2 separate regions of the Mus musculus genome follow, and region 2 is linked to region 1. A link is a loop called in an ENCODE intact Hi-C map of the cell type or tissue named here. Cell type or tissue: heart. All regions are shown on one strand.

Evidence for each region. Peaks named below come from ENCODE experiments on the same cell type or tissue, not always from the same donor. Only the 100,000 strongest peaks of a DNase experiment are listed, where the experiment ranks them.
Region 2: a loop joins it to region 1, with 1.9 times the contacts of the local background. A loop is called at or near these places in 3 of 42 quality-filtered maps.

What each region holds. Positions count from the first base shown.
Region 1 is chr9:83,446,374-83,448,873 of GRCm38, forward strand. The region is part of intron 2 of Gm2087 (predicted gene 2087); the gene reads left to right. Among named protein-coding and RNA genes, the nearest start is that of Lca5, 6.5 kb to the left of the region's middle. In heart, a CTCF peak has its summit at 1,504; a DNase peak (open chromatin) is centred at 1,668; H3K4me3 peaks cover 1,172 bases; H3K27ac peaks cover 1,934 bases.
Region 2 is chr9:83,559,312-83,561,811 of GRCm38, forward strand. All of the region lies in intron 1 of Sh3bgrl2 (SH3 domain binding glutamic acid-rich protein like 2), which reads left to right. Among named protein-coding and RNA genes, the nearest start is that of Sh3bgrl2, 12 kb to the left of the region's middle. In heart, no CTCF peak of the experiment used is centred here; a DNase peak (open chromatin) is centred at 1,560; H3K4me3 peaks cover 527 bases; H3K27ac peaks cover 1,505 bases.

The sequences.
Region 1 (2,500 bases):
CATGTCATTGTCAGATTTTATAAAAGAAAATACAGACATAAGTCATTCACGTGGCTTCTAATGTTTTCTTCAGTACTTAGGCCTTTGTCGTCAAACAATACTCGTACAGAGTTTATAACTCTCAAATCAGAGACTGCCTTGCTGATTTGGGGATCAATCTCAATCCCTGTCCCCCCGTCCCACCGTGTGTGTGTGTGTGTGTGTGTGTGTGTGTATGTTTCTCTCTCTGTGTATAGGTATCTCTGTTTGTCTCTGTGTGTTAATCTGTCTGTTTGCCTGTCTCTGCTGTCTCTATCTCTGTCTCTCTATCTCTCTCTGACTCTATCTCCCTCTCCCTATGTATGTGTATGTTTCTCTATGTCTGTCTGTCTGTGTGTGTGTGTGTGTGTCTCCCTCTCTGTTGGTCTCTGTCTCCCTATGTCTCTTGGTCTCTGTGTCTGTCTCTCTGTCTCTGTGTCTGTCTGTCTGTCTGTCTGTCTCTCTCTCTCTCTCTCTCTCTCTTTCTCTCTGTGTGTGTGTTTACTTTTGTTAGTTACATTTTTTATTTTGAGACAGTCTTGCTCTGAAGTCCAGGCTGACCTCTACTGGTGCAGTCCTCCTACCTTGTCCTCCTGAGTGCTAGAATTCCTGTCCTGTAAAACTAGAATTTCCAGACCTTCCTTGCCCTGCTAAACTGGAACAGGAGAAGGTGGAGCCCCCAGAAATTCGGCATCTCCCCGATATGGCATTCTAGAGGTTCTCAAGAGTTCTCTCAGTCACTTAGCAAATCAAAACGTGCAGCCAAATGTGAAGGCCAGCTCCAATCCCACCATCACCTCAGAGAGGTGTTCAAATCTGCCTGCAGCTGGTGTGACAACCCTAATGGGCGCAGCACCCAGCACGGAGCATGGGACTGGCCTCCCAAGGCACATTGTTGCCTGCAGCAATTCGATGAAGTAATTGACCTTACACTGGCCGCAGATGAGATGCGGTGAAGATATTCAACCCACAAAAACAGGAAAACTGCCACAAATCAGACTTCCCCAGAGTCCGTCATTAGCCCTTATCAGCACACCTCTTAATCCAGGGATCCGGAGGAGTAGGCTCATTTCTACTCAGGCAACAACCTGAGGAAGGACGCGCTGCATCTTGACAGGGAAACAAAAATTTAAGTTAATAAATTAAAAAATAAAGCCCAATAGGACTGTGCCTTTTCATGAGTAAAAGCTTTAATACCGCCCGCAAAGAGCAATTTTCCCCGCAGTGGCTTATGCCATTTCCTATTGTCCAGTGGGTGACCAATTTCTCTGATACAAGCCATTATTTAGATCAGAGGGTTATTTTAAGAATTAATTTTTAATAATATTCAATCCGGCCAAGAAAAAAAAAGCTCTAGGAATGATTTTTAAGATGTTTAAGGTTTCCCACGTTTTGTGTGGTTTACGACTAAAGCCCGAGCATTAAATAAAGGAGCAACTGTCGAAAGTGCCGCCCGCGGAGTAAGCACTCTGATCTACCTTCTCTCGGTCGCCCTCTGGTTCTATTTGTGGCTCAGAAGGTGACTGAGAGGACGATGAGTGCGATGAGTGCAGGTCGCTACGAGCCAGTCCAGCCAGCCAGGCCAGCCGCGGGTTTCCCCGGATTTAAGCCTCCCACCTGACCCTTCACTCCTCTGAGCTATGACGCTGCCCTTTCCTCCTCCTCCCTCCATAGCCGCTGCTCTTTGTGGCGCAGCATCTCACTCAGCTCAGGGCCTGGCCGCGCCTGTGATACCGGATGCATCTGTGGCCCTGCCCATCCTTGGCAGTGTAAGAAAAGAGAGCAGCCTTGCAGTCATTCGGACTTGAATCCGTTAAAATGATGCATAACTTATATCTTATTTGATGCTTTCCAACCAAAGCTTTCAAATGAACGAAACCTGGGAATAAACCAAGTTAATTTCCCCCACTTTTCCTTCTGTTTTAGTTGGCGTGCCTCGCTAAGTATAACTCATATTTGATCTCACCACCTGAAGTTTTATCTTGGTAATTAAAACAATTGGAAAGCAATTTTAGAAATAAGATGTCATAGGAAAACAAACTATTCCCTCCCACTACATATGGCTAAGTACCCGTTAGACCGGTGACCTACATCAGAGAATGAAAAAAATGTGCCAAAAATGTAAAGATGCTTGTGAAGAAGTGTTGCCCCAGACACTGGCCCTTTGACAACAGTGGTTTTTGAAGTTGTATTACTGGTTTGCAAATGCAGTGTTAAATGATTGCCTGCAGATCTAACCAAAGGAAAACTTCAACCTGTCCTCAGCCTCCTGCTAACACTTGGTAGTATTGTGTCCTTTTGGTCAAGTTTATGTCTCCTCCTCCTCCTCCTCCTCCTCCTCCTCTTCCTCCTCCTCCTCCTCCTTCTGAGACATTCTCTACTTCAGGTTAACCTTGAATTCCCTAGTAGCTGACAATGACCTTGAGTTTCTGATCCTTATGGCTTTACCAGTAAAGTGATGAGATTACAGGCCTTTGCCACC
Region 2 (2,500 bases), 110 kb after region 1:
TGGCAATTGTTGAAAAGGAATATGGTTTAAAGTGGAAAGGTAAGACTTCCTAACAGTCATAGTGCCTGCCATTTATACTACATGTAGGAAGTCCCTGGGGACTCAGTGTTTATTATTTGTATTCCTTGAAGTAATGAGGTGTAGTTATCATGCTATTTCCTGTCTCTATCCTAAAGGAAGAAGTCAGATTAAAGGGAAGGGAGAATAGCTTAAGGGACTGTTTAATGCTTTGTTGAGTGGCATGAAACTCAAATGTGTGATGTGCTTAAAATATTGTACTGCTGTGACAAAGTCATGTAGAACTGACTTCATGTGTCAAATTGGAGGGAGATAGGGTAAAAGGGGAGAAGAGAGATTAAAAGGATGTCTGGAACCCAGAGATGAGGTCAGGGGTAGAGATATTTGATATCGTGGGGCCTCTGATCAATAGGAGAGCTGCTGGGTTAGGTGGTGGTGGAGATCGGTGCCCTCTTCTTTTCTACTGTGGACCTTCAGTTCCTGGGAGAAGAATGTTTGTGGCCTGGCCACTACTCTACAAAAACAGTATCCAGGGGTCAGTATCAGTGTGCTGCAGCCTGCAGTGGGAGTTCAGTGCAAGAGAGGAGGCAGACCAGACTATTGGTGACTATTGGGCTGAGGAGAGAGTTCCTGTGGTAATCCAATGATGATCCAGAATTAGGTTGAACCCAGCCAGCCTCAGGAAGACCTACAGCTAACAGTGCTTATTAAAGCTAACGTGGACTAGACTCTGCAATCAGATCATGGTTTGAAAACCTTGTTGAGTTAACAGAGTTTTGGAAATATTGAGCAAGTGTATTTTAGGTTCTGTAAGGGATCTGTGTCACAAAAACACACTCAGGATGGCCTCTCTTCCTGAGGCGGGTGAAGAAGTCCTGTGGTCCTGGCACCTCACCTCAGCATGGCAGCATGGTACAAGTCCCCCAGAGCTATGTGGGTGGTGCCTTCATCAGGAATTAGTACCCTTGAAGTCTCCACAGCCCCCTACCCTTCCCCAGTTTCCCAACTGTAGACTTTGCTATTGAGCTTGTTGTGCCTTTTTTTCTTACAGTAGAAGTGGACATTTGTGTCTGTCAAAATTGGGAAACTGAAGTCTGCATTGATATCAATGCATGATCTGTGAAGACGGGAGCCAGTTTCATGAAGGAAGGAAATAAGACCCCCAATTGCTTGTTAGACGTCGGTGGGCTTCATTGCTTTGTTTTGACTACCTGACACCCTGCCAGTTACGCAGAAGCAGTGTGTTCCCAGCTTGTCTGGGTTGTTGCAGGAACAACAGCGAGTGCTCTGAGATTGGTGCTAGTCAAGTGCTGGTCTCTCCGTCATACCAGCTATAGAGCTGCTGCTCTGACAGACCCTCATCTGGGTTCTCACTGTGGCGCTACTGATGTTTTGGGCTGGGAAGCTCTTTCCTATGTGACAACTGTCCTGTGTGTTCTAGAGAGAGTGATGTGTGTGAATTCTATCTGCTTCGTCACCCTTGGCCCTAGTGCCTGACAGCTAACATGTCCCAGACGCCCTGACATGCGCCCTGGGAGGTAAAAGCTCCCATTTCCTGTTGAGCAGCACTGGTCTGCCTAAAGTACCACAGGACAGATGACACTGCAACATAAGAGGACTCAGGTTGCTCCAGAATGAGTGTTCTGGGCTCAGTGATGCACCCTGTTATTGTTATCCCAGGGCCCCAGAGGCAGAGGCAGGGGGATCTTGAGTTTGAAAACAGCCCTGGTTACCAGGGAGATGCTATCTCAAAAAAGGGGGGGGGGAGGAAAAGGGAGTGTGTGTGACTGTGAAGTGCCTATGTTGAAGGTTTCTAGCTCATAACACTGTCCTGGCTCTTGTAGAGGCAGCTGCTGTGGGTGCCATGTTGTAGCTGCAGTGGTCTCCTTTAGTCAGCTCTGAGTCTTGAACAAGATACTTAACTCCTTAGAGCTTAGACTTTGTACGATTGTTTGTTTGTTTAATTAAAGTGTAACACACATTCTGCAAAATTCACCTTTTTAATTTGTGCACTTAAGTGATTGGAAATGTGTTCACTCTGTTGTGCAACTATTTCATTTCAGAATATTTTATCACCTAGGAAAGATAGCTCATGTCTCTTACCAGTCACTCCCCTCTCCGTCTTTCCCCTCGCTACTGACAACCACTGACCTGCTTTCTAGCTCCCTGTCTGCCTTTGCTGACATTTTGTGGGGGTACAATCATGCAATATTGGGCCCTTTATGTCTGACCTCTTTCACTTAGCACAGTATGTTCAAGGTTTGCCCACGCTGTAGAATAAGCCAGCATTCTCTCTGTGGCTGATGTTCTGTTACTGTATATAAAACATTGTGTCTGTCCATTCACCAGTTGATGAATATTTAGGCTGTTTTCACTTTTTGGCTATCATGAATAATGCTTCTGTGAACACTTGTAAGTTCTTGTGTGCACATACATGCTTATAGTATACTGAAGCATAGACTCGGTGAGTCTAGGATGCGTC